Regions from separate parts of the Mus musculus genome. Here region 2 is linked to region 1. The links are chromatin loops, found by intact Hi-C in ENCODE. Cell type or tissue: heart. All regions are shown on one strand.

Region 1 (8,000 bases):
GGGATTGAGGCCAGCCTGGTCTACAAAGTGAGACCCTAGTATACACCCTAAAAAGCCCAGGAGGGGAGACAGCTCATTAGTAGGGGAGACAGTTCTTATTCCTCTTATAGAACACCCATATGAAGCAGCTCACTTACACCTTTAACTGCAGTACAAAGGGATCAGACACCCTCTTTGGGCCTCTGCAGGTACCCACTCATATGTCTGTCTGTCTCTGTCTCTCTGTCTCTCTCTCCCCCTCTCTCTCATACACCCAAACTATGTAAGATAAAAAACAATTTTAGTGAATTATTTATTTTAACTTTATGAGCATTGGTGTTTTGCTTGCATGTATGCCAGTGTGAGGGTGTCAGATCCCCTGGGACTGGAGTTACAAATAGTTGTGAGCTGCCATGTAGGTGCTAGGAATTAAATCCAGGTCCTCTGGTAGAACAGCTAGCACTCTTAATCCTGAGCCTCCTCTCCAGCCTCCTAAATAAGTTCTTTTTAAATAAAAGCTGTCACTGGAGATCTGTGACCATGCCTGTGTGCTGTGGTCCTGCCCTTGCATCCTCGGATGCTGCTATGGTCACCGTGCTTTCCTAACTGTCGCTCACAGCTCTGCTGCTGCCTCAGCCTTCCTCTCCCTCAGAGGCCTCTCTTTCTCTCCCTGTTCCCCACCGGCATGTCTCTCACAAGTAGGAAGAAGTGTGACAGAGCCAGCTTTGAAGCTGCCTGTTGGAACTTTAGAACAGCCTATTGCTACAGAGCTTGGTGCAGCATACAGCTGCTGGCGGGGGTTTGAAGAAGACACTCCACATCTGCCAGTGGCTTCAAGGCGAGAACACAGAACTGTTTTGTGGCTCGCAGGAGCTGAGACTTCCTGGCACCTTCTCACAGCTTCTCACTTCCTTTCACAGCCAGCAGCCAGGCCTCCTGTGCCTGCACACCAAGTTCCACCCTACAAGGCTGTGTCTGCCCGCCTCCGGCCCTTCACCTTCTCTCAGAGCACTCCCATCGGGCTGGACCGCGTGGGGCGGCGACGGCAGATGAAAACATCCAATGGTGAGTCTTGGGGCTTCCTGGAATCTTTTGTCTGGGACCAGGGAGCCTGAGGCACCAAGGGATTCTGCACTTTTCCCATCTTGTGGCCAGGGCAGTGTGGAAGTTATTATCTGGGTTACTCAGGATTTCAAACTCCTGTCAAGTCTGCATGTCTCTTGAGTTGCTGCAGAGCCATGCCAGGGTAAACCGATGACCAGGCTAGAGACCTAAGGTTCTGGTGTGGAGGGTAGTTTTTTGGTTTTTTGAGGATGCAGGAATGGGGAGCTGAACCTCGCCTGGCTTCTGCCAGCCTCAGGGCTCCCTGGCTGGCCCATGCAGCCTGTCTCCACCTGCACACTCTGTGACATTCGCCCTGTTGCAAATGTGCCTTCTTTTGTAAGGACATCCGTCTCAAGTGGGCCCCTTCCCCACCCCAAGGCCCTCATCCTAACTCGCCACCTGCAAAGACCGTGTTTCCATCTAGGTCACAATTAGGGGTCTGGAGCAGGGATGCCACCATCATTTGGGGGTTCAGGTCAATCAAAAGTGCTTTAGCGAATTGTCCCGATGTCTATCATGCCTGCATGTGCTCAGATACCAACAAGGATCAGAAAGGCATGGAAAACACTAGGTTATGAGGAACAGAGGGGGTCTCTCCTCAGCCTTCACATACAGCCAAGAAGCCTGTTTCATGGTCTATGTGACTTTTTTTTTTTAATTTATAAAGAAAAACAGAGACAAACCTCTTAGGGTTCTTTGTTTGAAAACAGTAAAACTAACTGACTAGTTTAAGAAAAAAGGGTGTTGGGGTGCATTCATTTGGTGGGGTGCTGGCCCAGCACTCACAAAGCCCTGAGCTTAAACCCTAATGTAAAACGGCGCAGAGTGGAACATGCCGGGAGTCTCAGTACTTGGGAGATGGAAGCAGGAAAACCAGAAGTTCAGGGTCCTCCTCAGTTACAAGTGTGGGGCTAACTTGGGCTACGTGAGACTCTGAATTGAAAGGAAAAAGAAAAGATGGCGTGGTGGTACACGCCTTTAACCCCAACACTTAGACAGATCTTTGAGTTTATGGCCGGTCTGATCTATAGAGCTAGTTCTAGAACAGCCGGGGCTATACAGAAAAGCCTCATCTAGAAAAACCATAGAGGGAGAGAGGGAGAGGGAGAAAAAAAGGGGGGAATGAATTAGGAAGGTGTTGGGTGCTCCCATATAAAACATTGAGGATAATACGATAGCTCCTGGTAGTCACAGAAGGTTGGGCATGGTTCCACCAGGAGAAGGGGAAAGGCTAGCCTGCCCTACTCTACTCTCCAGTTGTACTTGCAAGAGTCAGGATCCCAGGAGGGAATCTCCAGCCACTTGAGCCCAGTGGCCTGTTCATGGTGTAGGTGGTGGGGCAAGGTCAAGGTCTGGGAGTCCGTTTGTGGGCTCCGCATTTGGACAGGGGTTTAGCCCCCTGCCGTCAGTGTTAGTACAGGAGAAGGGTAGGCCTCGCTCCCAGAGGTGACACCCAGAGGTGACAGAGCTCCTCCATCCCTTAAAGCTCTGTGAGAGGGGAATGATTGGCAGGGAACTGTTGGCTAGGACAGGGGCATCGTGAAGGAGAAGACAGCAAGGTGGGGTATGCCCATGGCCAAACCTACACTGCTATACCTATACCATTTACACAGTTAATCCACTGGAAATAGTGAGAAGAGTTATATCTTCAATGAATATGCCCAGACTCCTCTCCGTTGAGCATGAACCCAGGGTCTCACATGCTCCGTGTTCCAGCTCCACCCTTTTCATGACCTACGCACTAGACTTGAGCAAGTGTGCACATGCTGTTTACATTGTACAAGTTTTGTGAGTCATCTAGAGATGATTGCGAGTATTCAGGAGAATGTATATGTTATATGCTAAGGCAACTATTTTAAGTAAAGGGGCTTGAGTATCCACAGAGGAGCTTGTCATCCAAAGGACCCTCGGATACAGAGGGGTACTGTACACTCCAGCATTTGAATGGCTTCCTGGTAGGATTCCCTAAGTCACTAGTGCTCGCAAGAAAATGAGGAGGGGTGGGGGAGGACAGGAAGGGGCAGGAGTGACCCTGAGTAGTCACCAGAACCTGGGTGATGAGGAAGAGTGAGTGAGGTCCCCTGGAGCAGCAGCAGATGTTCCACCAAGGTTAGCAAGGAGATCAGAGTGACTGTGCTCAGGAGACATGGACAGAAGAGGGCACTGTGGTCAGGGGTAGTAGCTAAATGGAAGGCAACTCATTCCTGAGGACCAGGGCTTCTGAGTACGATGTGGACCCATTGCCAATTGGAAAATGGTGGGTTCAAGTTTGTGCTCCAATTAAAAACAAGACAGAGCTGGATGTGGTAGAACACCCCTTTAATCCCAGCCCTAGGAAGGCAGAGGCAGGTGGATCGGAGCTTGGGGACACCCTGGTGTACAGAGCAAGTTCCAGGACAGCCAGGACAACACAGAGAAATCCTGTCTTGAAAAACAAAAGAAAAGCAAAACCTCTTTGTGTGTGTGTGTGTGTGTGTGTGTGTGTGTGTGTGTGTGTTGAGCGTCTGAGGGCACAGATATGTCATAGGATGTCTAGGGCGGTGGCTCCTGATTTGTGCTTTGGAAGGGAGAATGGCCTATGTATGTGGTGGTGCAATGTCTGTAATCTCAGGAGGCCAAGTTAGCCAAATTAGCTTGGGCCTCACTGTGATTTCCAGGTTCGCCTGAAAATCCTAAAGATGAATAAAAAAGATTAAAATCAGAGAGAACGAAGGAACAAAGCACGTATAGTAGCTTGGAGTAAGGCAAACAAAGAGAAGATGGATATGAGGCTGCTCTATGAGTCCTACCGAGTATCCTCAGTGTTAGTGACCACAAAGGCCACCCACAGTTCCCACGGGTGTTCATTTCCCTGACGCAAGAGGAACTCGAAATGACTAGCTCCGGCTTTGTCTGACTCTGTGGCTAGAACTGGGATGTGCCATGGAAGGACTTCTTTTGGAGATGAAATTCCGTTTTGCCAGAGCAGTGCTTCTGGGAGGAAAATGTTTTGCAAGTGCGCTGTGGAGTAAGAGAGTAGCTGCTTCTGTGTTTACCCATGGTTTCCAGCTGTGGCTTAGCATCCCTCGGTGACATGAGTCACAGGTTCACAGCATGTGCCCCTGCAGGGTATCATGGCAGCACCAGGGTGTGTCCCCGGGTTTCCTAGGCAATTGAGTTACATTGAGGTGGTGTTAGATGTGACCCAGTCACTGGGAAGTTCTAGGTGGCATCTAGGAGATGCCATGGCTGTCTGGGAGCCTCTGGTGAGGCCAGAGAGGGGCATGAATAATCTGTGTCCAGCACAAGTGGCTTTTTCAGGGAGGACAAATCATTGCCCACTTCTTTTATAAAAATGTCCATTGTAATAAGCTTACCACAAGTAGCTATCTGGTTCCTACAGAGAACCGTATCATTAACCCTGATGAGGGCAGGCCCTGTGGTCTAGCTCAGACTGGACATCCTTTCTGCAGCCATGGCCTGGTGGGTGTTTTGTTTCATCCTGAGTCCACTGCATCAAGATAAGTAGAGAAGGGGCTGCAGAGATGGCTCAGCGGTTAAGAGCACTGACTACTCTTCCAAAGGTCCTGAGTTCAATTCCCAGCAACCACATGGTGACTCACAACCATCTGTAATGGGATCTGATGCCCTCTTCTGGAGTGCATGGAGACAGCTACAGTGTACTTACATATAATAAATAAATAAGTCTTTTTTTAAAAAGTACAGAAGATGAGCCAATGTGTGCACCGTGAGCATCATGCCCATGTGGCTATTAAGCAGCATCTTTTGCATTTCACTTTGTAAGCTTTTCAGGGTCTTCTGATATGTCTTTCATACCCTTGGCCCCATACCAAGGCATAGTCACCTTCTGCTCTCCCCTCCTTCCTCTAGCTATCCAGTCAAGCCATCGGCTCTCCAGCATGCATGCTTGCAAGCTCACTCTCTCTAAAGAGTTAAAAAGCAATTCTTCCACAGAGAGTGACTCTGTCCTGGGTGGAGGTAAATGAGAGAAGCCTGTCAGCAGCAAAAGGACTAGAGTTTCTGTGCAAAGATGACCTGCTCCTTCTCGATGCAGGAGTCTGGGTTTCCCTGTCACAATGGCTGATGCACAGATTTTCTGCTTCATTAGTCAAATGATCTCTTAATGTTAGGGACCCCAAGATCAGGGAGGCATAACCAGAGACTTCATGGGTCAGGTTATGACCTTCCTGCCCAACACAGCAACTACCTAACAGGTGCTTGCTTCACTTGCATAGCCTTTTGGGTCTCCATGGCAACTAAAGCATCTCTGGTTTAAATGCCTAATGGTCCATAGCTTCTAGAAGCTGCCAACATGCTCACTTGCTGACTTGTGGCTCCTGATAGACCATTTCCTACCTCACTGCCTAGTTAGAGAACCTTTCTTTCTAGATGCTAAGATGTTATATTAGTTACTTTTATGATGCAATGATAAAATAAGCAATTTATGGAAGTTTGTTATGGCTTACTGTTCTAGAGGGATAAGAGTCCAGCCTGAGAGATGTGGGAGATTGGGGGTTGGGGGCAAGCTTGGCAGCAAGCAGCATCCATGGCAGCAGGAGCAGGAAGCTGACAGCTCAGATCTTCAAACACAAAGTAGAGTGAATTGGAACTGGGGCAAGGCAGTTAACTCAGGCTTTGCCCATGCTGTACTTCCTCGAACAAGGCTACACCATCTTCTCAAATAGTACGACCAACTGGGCACCAAGTTCTTCAAGAACATGAGCCTATGAGTGAACACTGTCCATTCTAACCACTACATTCCACTACCTGGCCCCTGTAGACTCACAATCATATCAAATGCAAAATGCGTATGGCCCCAAAGTCCTTTAGTCTAAGCACTGTTTAAAAGTCCAAGTTCAAAGTCTCTTTGGGGAGTCAAGGGTTTTGGGTTTTTTGTTGTTGTTGTTTTGTTTTTTGTTTTTTTCAAGACAGGGATTCTCTGGGTAGTCCTGGAACTTACTCTGTAGACCATACAGAGATCCAGCTGCCCCTGCCTCCAAGTGTTGGGGTTAAAGGTATGTTCCATCACCACTTGGCTTCAAGGTAATCTCTTTATGTGATTTTTTTTAAGATTTCTTTATTATTATATCTAAGTACATTGTAGCTGTCTTCAGACACCCAGAAGAGGGCGTCAGATCTCATTACGGGTGGTTGTGAGCCACCATGTGGTTGCTGGGATTTGAACTCAGGACCTTCGGAAGAGCAGTCAGTGCTCTTAACCCCTGAGCCATCTCTCCAGCCCTCAAGGTAATCTCTTAACTGTGACCTTACACACACACACACACACACACACACACACACACACACACATAAGCAAAGTAGACAGTTTCAACAGATAGTGGCACAGAAGGTCCATTCTGTGCTGGTTAGTTTTGCCAGCTTGACACAAACCTAGACATAGCTGGGAAGAGGAATTGAGAAAATGCCTCCGTAAGATTCACCTGCAGGCAAGTCTGTAAGGTATTCACTGTAGGCAATGCTGTCCCTGTGCAGGTCCTAGATGGTATAAGGAAGCAGGCTGAGCAAACTCTAAGGAGCAAACCAGTAAGCAGCACCCTCCATGGCCTCTGCCAGTTCCTTCTTCCAAGTTCCTTCCTTGACTTCTCTGGCTGATGGGCTAGAAACTATAAGACGAAATAAACCCTTTCCTCCTCAAGTTGCTTTTGGTCATGATGTTTTATCACGGCAATAGAAACCCTAATGAAGGCAAATGTCATTCCAGGAGGAAGGATTTGGGGATAGAGGGAACTCCTGGACTGCTTAGGATGACTTAGAGCCTTCACTTTGCTGCCTGTGGCATACTGTTGGGCAGAATCCTCTCCCTTGCGTGCAGCTCTCCTTGGGTGACGGATGCCTCATACTCTGGCATCGCCAACATCTGGAGGTCTCCACAGCAACCTAGGCTTCACCATCCCAGCGTCACACAGTGGCCTCTCACAGCCTCCCTCCTTCTCAGTTACTTCACGCAGGGACTCCCTGCCACACACAGCCTGGCTTCAGTGGTCCTCTGAAGCTGGGGAGGAAGACTCTGTGACCCTCTTCACACTTGCATTCCCCACTCCTCAAAATCCAGCATTGTGTGGGCAGCACCTTCAGGTTCCTGTCAGCTTGGGCTGGAGCCTGGCCCCCTCAAGCCACTTTTGCAGATGGCTTTGCTTTATTGTTCCTTTTTAGGAACAGGGAAAACGGTTTAGGTCTTTCTCTTTCCCTTGTTGGTAGCTTTCAGACAGTGATGTCTTGCCTTGAGGGCACAGCTCTCTGCATTCCAGTGAGGAGCCTGAGGGCTCTCCTGGGTGGAGCTAATCTCCGTAAGAGTTCCAGTCTCTCTTAGCTTGAGCCTAGCTCACAACCTTAAACCTAACCAGTGTTTCCCTCTTCAGACTTCATTTGATGTATTTCTGTTACGCTTGCTCCTTCTTCATTGTAGGCTGCACGTGCATTAGTAGTACTAACCACACCACAGACTCTATGTTACGTCGTCTTGAAATTTTCTCCAGCAAATAAAAGAGTCCATTACGTTTAAATTTACCCTCAGGCAAATTCTTAGGACCAGAGTAGAAGGCAGCCATGTTTGTTGTTCATATCGATGAAAAGCCTCTAGTTCAGTTGCTGTTAAAGTTCTTGCTGCTCTCTGAGACCACGTGAGCTGAGCTTCTATGTCCTCTTTGATGTCAGCACTCCTATGAGGACAGACCACCAAGCTCTGCCTGCTGCATCCAATGCTTTTCTAGTCCAGAGTCTTCTCATGTCTTACCCTACACCCCAAGTCCACATGCTCAGGTTCTCTAGAATCCCCCCATTCTTGGTATCAAGTTCTGTTTCTGGGATAAAATACCATGACCAACAGCAACTTACAGAAGAAAGCTATACAAGATGCAGAGACACATGGACTTGTGTCAGATCTTGGGGGAGGGCTG
Region 2 (8,000 bases), 410 kb after region 1:
TGTCCCAGAAGCTGTTAGCTTCTGTAGTCCACACTCTCACCTGCGCAGACTAGTCTCAGAGGGATTTGGGAACCAAGATGGTGCCCCCAGGTGCTCAGGCAAAGTCCTCCTGGGTGGGGCGGACACCTCTCCTCTGGCAGGGAAGGTACCCGGATGTCTGGAGCCCAAAACGGGGTCTGCCTCAGAAGCTGTTCTCTAGGGACCTTGGGGGTGTCTGCCGACTCTGCTCCCAAGGTGACCCGGTGCTGGTGCCGACTGGAAAGGATTTGTGACACTGGTCAGGCCAGCTTTTCTGTTTCCGTGATGCTGTCTCAGGTCCTGCGTGATTGGATTGGAACAGAAGTTGTGTTCCACTCACTGGCAGTCCAAAGATCATGGGGAGAGTCCTCTAGGGGACCTTGGGGATGTCTGCTGACTCCACATCCAAGGTGACCCGGTGCTGGTGCTGCTCCCCCCTTTTCTTTCCAGGAGTTTGCATGAGTCTTTGTTTTTGATCTATCATTGTACAGACCAGATGATGTCTTATAAGGTCTGCTTTCTGTTGCTATAAGAACATCCCTGAGACTTGGTAATCAGGGCTTATCTGATTCTGTGTCTGAAGGCTAGGAAGTTCAAGAGCTCAGCAAGCCTGTTCTCGGCATCAAATGAGAACCTGGTGCTACATTGTGACTTGATGAATGAGTCTTCCAGGGAAGGCAATGTCTCATCAACCATCAATCGGGACACTGAGCATACAGCCAGCCTACATCCTCTGCCCTAATACGGCTGGTAAGCCTGCATGCAAGACATGTATTTCGAGGTATATCCATACCCACCTTTGGCCACACCACCCCTGCCACTTCAGTGAGCACCACCAGAGAAGTCTCTCACTGGGAACTTCTTTGACATCCACCCAAGACTTCACTGGGATCCACCCACAGCCTTGTGACTTTCCTGTGGAGCAGAATTCAAGATCCCAGCGCCTGGACAGACACTATGGGCTCAAATGTATCCCACTCAACAGAAATAGCTGGTGTCTTGTCACACTTCTCTGACTTCAGGAGTCAGCACAGCGGCCATGAAGCGAGGCCATTTTGCACAGTCGGTTAACTGGGCCTGGGAGACTGGGAATTTTCAGCCAGGTGCTACCAACATGCCACTACCACACAGACAATTCAGTCATTTTTTTTTCCATACTTGACTCAAGGGTAACAGGTGGGGATCAGACATGGGGCACCTCTTGGATGTACAATCTGGGAGAGGCAGGCATGGTCTGTGGAGAGGCCACATCCTTTGTACGGGTGGAGCCCCTATTCCCATGCAGTACACATTGGCAACCCAGGGTCCCAGCACGCATGCTCAGCTGACAGGGCGGTCATGTTCTTGGCCATGTTATGCACTTGCATCTCTCATGTATTTGACAAGCTCTGGCTTGGGCTTGACTTAAGGGATGAGGATGTTAAGAGACCCTCAAGCAAGAGCGGAGGTTCGGACACCTACAAGGAAGAAGTAGGAGAAGCATGACAAGACAGCACTAAGATACCAGCTATTTCTGTTGAGTGGGGTACATTTTAGCCCATAGTGTCTGTCTAGGAGTTGGTATCTTAAATTCTGCTCCACAGGAAAGTCATGAGGCTGTGGACAGACTCCAGTGAAGTCTTGCGTAGATGTCGAAGAAGTTCTCTTAGGTGAACATAGGATCTTGTTGGTTGATTCTGCTCTAAATTTTGATAATAACAGTTTAAGACTCAATTTTACCTAATTACTGGCCATTTATTTCTCTTCCCACTGTTAAGATTTTCAGCCTTTTTAAAATTTTTGAATTAATATTAATTTTTATTTATATGAGTACACTGTAGCTGTCTTCAGACACACCAGAAGAGGGCATCAGATCTCATTACAGATGGTTGTGAGCTACCATGTGGTTGCTGGGAGTTGAACTCAGGACCTCTGGAAAAGCAGTCAGTGCTCTTAACTGCTGAGTCATCTCTCCAGGTCCTTCTGTCTCTCTTTCTACTACTATTTTATTCTTATAGACTTGTAATTTTTATAAGTAATAATTTATTTACTACATGTCACAAATACTGTCTCGGAATGCTTCTTACACTTTAAGGTCGTGTGCACATGACGTCGTCAGTCAGAGTGTCTCTAGTATACTGTTCTCCACACGTACTCTTCTGGTGCATTGTATTATATTGTATTTTACTTCATCATATTTTATATACTTTTCTATTTATAGTTTGAATTTAATTTTCTTTTTTTTTTTTTTTATAGTTGTTTCTTTTTTTTTTTTTTTTTTTTTTTTTTTTTTAAGATTTATTTATTTATTATATGTAAGTACACTGTAGCTGCCCTCAGACACTCCAGAAGAGGGAGTCAGATCTCGTTACGGATGGTTGTAAGCCACCATGTGGTTGCTGGGATTTGAACTCCTGACCTTCGGAAGAGCAGTCGGGTGCTCTTACCTACTGAGCCATCTCACCAGCCCCGAATTTAATTTTCTATCCCTCTCTTTATCCACTCTTGTTTGACAATGCAAGTTAAAGTACTTTGCATTTTGTTTTTTCTGTGATTTCTGGGTTTCACATTATGAGATAGCTCAATGGGTTAAGGTGTTTGACACCAAGCCTGATACCCTGCGTTGGATCCCAGGAAGCCACTGGGCACGTGAAGAGAACTGATTGAAAAGTTGTCCTCTTATCTCTCCATGGGTACTGTGGCACAAATGTACACCTCTTAAATGAATGAATGAATGAATGAATGAATGTAGAAAAATAGAAAAGCAATGAATAATTTCATCTATTCAAAGCTCACACTCAAAGAATATGAATATTTTCAACTATTTAGTACAATTATTTTAAAGGATATAAAAGCATTGTGTGCAGGGCGTCACACTGAATTAAAAGATGATATACTGCTCTCCATGTGATATAAAATAATCCATGTAAGTGCCTGAAACTATGGCTTTTCAGTAATTAATCACATGCTGGAAAGTTCCTTGCAGAATGCACCCAACTTTGGAATCTGAAAAAAAAAAAATGACCTGTGCCCAGATTTCCCGACACACACTCATTTAAATGGCCATTCATTAAACTAGCTGAAGTATTCAAACTTACTCCCCGCCAGAATCAGAGGGCATGAGAGGAGGTGGCTACAGAGTGACTCCTTTTGTGTTACTGTACACATAGCTTTCATACGACTGTTGAAGGTTTTCTGAAAGACAGCTTTAAATCTCTGTTCAAGTTGGATCTTGGTACCAGTCTAGACTCAAGGCAACCTCGTGAGATGTCGCCTTCCCACCCTGATGTGTCAAACACATGCTCTCTTCACCAGGCACCTTCGGCTGCTTTTGAACAAGATTGCTTTCCTGAGTGTTGGGTCCAAAGCTGTCCCCAAAATCGCAACGCTTGTGCCAATGTCCTAAGTAGAAGGACTTTGGCCAGGCAAACAGAAAGATTGTTATTGGGTAACCGAGGCCTGAAGACTGAGTTCTGTTTACCAGGAGCCTCCCTCAAAACACCAGGAACCTCTCTTGATCCGCCATAAAGGTCAACTACCTAGGGAAAGGTCACCTAGTTCTGGGTCAACCTAAACACCCCTTATCCTGCTGACTGTCCTATAAAGCCTGCTTGCTTTCCTGCCATTTCATCTTCTCTTTGTCCCTAACCTCCAGACAGCCTTTGCATTTGACCCTCCCAGTATACCTTCCTTTCTACCCATGGAGTGGTCCCGTTTGGTAGTTTTACTGTGCCCCCACATTGTTAAGCACAGGCAGGTTCTGATGGCAAGAGAGCCTGGCACTCTGCTTTTAGATTCTCATTGCCATCGGAAGGGTAGGCATTGTTGCAATCGTTGGTTTGTAGGTGAGGAAACAGAATTACAGGGCTTAAGGTGGGTCTGGTGAGCAACTCTGCAGCAGAGCACGTGTCTGGCCTGAATTCCATTCCCAGCAAAGCACACACTAGCGCATACACACGTGCACGAGCATGCACACCCTGTCCAGGGTTCCCCAGCTGGGCAGGCACCCTGGGGCTGACCATCTTGGTCTGCACTCTTTCTTGCTCTATCACAGCTCCTCAGGACCTGCCTTGCCAGTATTTTGCAGTGTTACAAGTCCCATAGTTGAGACTAGTTCTAAATTTAGAATCAAAAGGACAAGAGTGGTTTCCAAAATTGGAGATGAGTTTTCTATCCAGCTAAATTCTTGAATTGTCTTTCAAGGAGCTGGCCCTTCTGCTCCGAGGATGCCCTGCACTGACTTTCCATGGCCCCAGCTGGCTTGAAGAGAAGACCTTGGGATAAGTAATGACCTTGACATGCAGAATAAAATAACAAGAGGTCAAAGAAGAATTCACTTCATAGGCACCAAGCACAGCCTGGCCAGTTATGGCGAGGATCTCCAAGCAGGATCCAGCAAGCTCACACAACACAGGGCAAGGATATCAATCAATCTCATTCTATTCCCAAGGAGAGGGAGAGACACAGCTACAGGCTGATCTGGGAGTTTTACAAACTTTAGATGACTTTGAAAGTTGGGGTTTTTGTTTTGTTTTTCTTTTTGTTTTTTAATCACATTTCACCACATGAGAAATACAGCTCAGAGATTTAAAGCCAGTGGGCCTCAGGCATAAAGGACCGATGCTGGAGACAGTCACACCCAGCTATCTCCAAATCCTCTGCTCCCTGTATGCCACACCAACTGATTTTTGGTGATCGTGATACTCCACTAACATTTGAGAAATGTATTTTTCAGATCTGCTATAATTGTCTATGATTTAGTCTGCTAACTAAAAACATGAATTTTAAAAAAGGCACAAGGGGCCACCAAGGCGGCTCAGGGGGTAAAGGAGCTTGCTGCTCAAGTCCGAGTTCAGTGTGGAGGAAAGGTGGAAGGAGAGAGCCCACTCCACAAAGTTGTTCCATGGCCTCCACAGGCGCACTGTGGCACAGCCCCACCCGCAGCATAGCATACACAGGCGCATCGATAGTAAAATGTACAGACAACACGGAAGCAGTGACACTTGTTACCTCGGACTCATGCAACATCTGCTGCTTTCCCGTTCATGGGAAAAGTTCACCCAAACTAAAATTGTAGTTACAGAAAGGAACCCCTTACGCAAGTTTATAAACTTTCTGATGTTTTTCATTTTTAGATTGCACTTTCCCCAAAAGTTACGAAAAATATAAGGAAATGTACAGAGCTTGGGGTAAGACGATTTCCATTAAACTTGTTCTGGGATTTATGATGTATGCTCACTATCATTGAAATAAACGGTTGTAATGATGCAACAAAATGGGGTGGTTTTTGCCTAACGGAGATGGATGTGTCAAAGGACACATTATATCTACCAGGCTGAGACACTGCCGAAAGGAAGATGCCCACAACAGTTCCTATTACTCATACCTATTATACCTAATGATCTGGCAGAAGGACTGATTCCATATCAGCTGTTGCCTCTGATACTATATCTAGGCAGTTACAGAATTCTGCCAAAGCCCCGCCTACTCAGTAGCTTAAAAGGGAATTGAGTAGGTTCAGTATTAATAGCTAATCTTTACCCACCCTCAGGGTGGGTCTTCCCTGCTCAGTGACAAGCTTTTGGAAACTCCCTCAGAGAGACACTGAATGGTGTGTTTCTGAAGCCTGTCAGTTAGGATAAAATAAGGACATGCAAAATTCTAGAAATACGATTTCAGAAATAACAAGCCCAACAACCGTCTCAATATTGGTGCTGAAAAATAAATTGTATGTTTGGTGCTTTAAGTAAAGGTTGTAATGGAGATAGATGCCTTGCCACAGACCCTTGTGTCTGCAGAGGCTCAAAGTCTCTCCTATAAAATGGCTGAAGCTGCAAAATAGTTTGGCCATTTTCAAGGTAAATTTTCACCCTGTGAAGGGACCACTCAGAGATACACAGGTTCCTGGGCTGAGAAGCTCCACACATCCAGATTAATTGCTCTCTGACCCCAGACAACAGGCTCATCCCTAAGAAGATAGAGTTTCCACCTCCCATGGAAAGGGATATCTGTGCAGCCCACATTCCTGCTTTGACTTGGCCTAGCCCCCTAAGGAATCCCTGTGCTCGCTCAGGGATATCTGCAGCTGCCAGTTGTTACACAACCTGACTGAGCTTGTGTCTGATCATCTGATCAGTTAGAGAGCAGACACAGCCGGGCGTGGTGGTGCACGCCTTTAATCCCAGCACTCGGGAGGCAGAGGCAGAGGCAGGCAGATTTCTGAGTTCGAGGCCAGCCTGGTCTACAGAGTGAGTTCCAGGACAGCCAGGGCTATACAGAGAAACCCTGTCTCAAAACAAAAACAAAAAACAAAAACAAACAAACAAAAAGAACAGACACTGTGCAGGCGGCACAGAGACTCCTCACACCAGAACTTCAGCGGCTTGTGTTTTCTGCTAGTTGCTTCAGGTGACCCCTGGGGAGACACTGGAGTCAACTGAACACCTCTCTTCTCAGTCCTGTTGTGGTGGCTAATCTTTATTATTATCTTGACGGAGAACTGAATTGTGCTGCAAACTCCTATTGCTGTGACAGAGCCACCTCAGCCTCTCGCTTCCTGCCATATTGGACTCTGAAATCACACACTGAGATTCATCACTTTTCCTTTAAGTTGCCTCTGTCAGGTATTTTATCAGTCATGAGAAAAGCCAATACACTGTAAGTGTCTGTTGCGCTGTCTTGCTTGAGGAGTATGGATAAGAAGAAAGGAACCGTGTATATGTTCTCTGTGTAATGTTCACTGTGGATACAATCATTGTGTCCGTGTTCACTGTGTATCTGTCCGTGCACACCACCTACATGTTTATTGTGACATGTTCAGAATAGACTGACTCCCCCCCCCCACCCTCCCCCTGTATATATTTCTGGTCCGTTCTGAAGTTGATTGACTTCACTAATGTGGAACCCACAGATATAGAGGGTCAATGACAGGTACACTGTTTAAAGGTATAACATTACAAAACAAAACAAAACTAGCACACTCATAAACCTCATGGGCAGTTAAAAACCATGGTGGCCAGTAATTCACACCAGCTTGTCAAAGTTTTACTCAAATGACACACATATAAGATGATTTGTGACTTGTATCATATGTTCATTTGATGCATAGCGTATTTTAAGCACACAAGGAGGTTTTATCAAACTATATTGCTTTCACGAACAGCTGCGTTTTTCCATTTACAAGGCAGAATTGTTTGTCATTTAATTGTGAATGTTTTCTCAGCAGAGAGCTGAGATTCAGTAGCGTCCTACTATTCATTTTCTAAAATAGTAAGATTTATAAATTGAATTACAAAGTAAAGGAAAAATTAGATTTTAGATCGTGTAGCAAGTGAAGTGAATACTGATTTTGAAAGCAGAAATAATATTTGAGGGATATTCTTGTGTGTGTGAAAACCACTCCTGGGGATATTTAACAGTCTTCCATTGTCGCCTGCCTTTCTACACCTCGTCCCTAGCACTTGGTACATATGTGCAGTTGTGTAGAGGCCACAGCTATTATATAAATGCATGAGATCTCCTTTCTCATGAGGCTGGTCTTCCCTGGAGCAGGAATGAGTCTTATGTCTCTTGGCACCAAGGGGGCTCAGGACATTTGCTTCAGTAGTCCTTAGAGTTGAAGAGGGAAGGAGTGTCCTCTGACGGACTGGGGCAGGTGTACAAGGGAGGCTGAGGCTGAAATGGCTGGCCTGGCTTCTCAATGGCTTCTCTTTCAGGCTTTCTGCAGCTGCCGTGTCCTAGCTCTGGGTCTGTGTAATCCTAAGTGTGGCATCTCCACATTCCAGACAATCACTCGCCATGAGGTTATTCCAACATTTGCCTGGGTGCCATTGGGAGAGAGATTCGCTGAAGTCTGTCACTGCATGGCCTGATGCAGCTGTTCTGGGCCACCAAAAGCTACCATCTCAGCGAAACAACAATTGTCTCCTTCACCGTTGCAGAGGGAGTGCCTTGTACACTTCCTGCCTTGATAACTTATTACTGTAAGTGGAATAATTTGCAGA

The links. A loop is a pair of places that touch in the nucleus more often than their neighbours do. Peaks named below come from ENCODE experiments on the same cell type or tissue, not always from the same donor. Only the 100,000 strongest peaks of a DNase experiment are listed, where the experiment ranks them.
Region 2: it touches region 1 in a loop (2.3-fold over the local background); 2 of 42 quality-filtered maps call a loop at or near these places.

Annotation. Positions count from the first base shown.
Region 1 is chr14:60,708,526-60,716,525 of GRCm38, forward strand. It overlaps Spata13 (spermatogenesis associated 13), which reads left to right. Exons shown (of 13, transcript NM_001033272.2): 4 at 900-1,044. Among named protein-coding and RNA genes, the nearest start is that of Gm41165, 28 kb to the left of the region's middle. In heart, a CTCF peak has its summit at 3,230 (motif pointing right); a DNase peak (open chromatin) is centred at 896; H3K27ac peaks cover 1,128 bases.
Region 2 is chr14:61,121,470-61,129,469 of GRCm38, forward strand. No RefSeq gene overlaps it. Among named protein-coding and RNA genes, the nearest start is that of Sacs, 13 kb to the right of the region's middle. In heart, no CTCF peak of the experiment used is centred here; no DNase peak of the experiment used is centred here; H3K27ac peaks cover 1,015 bases.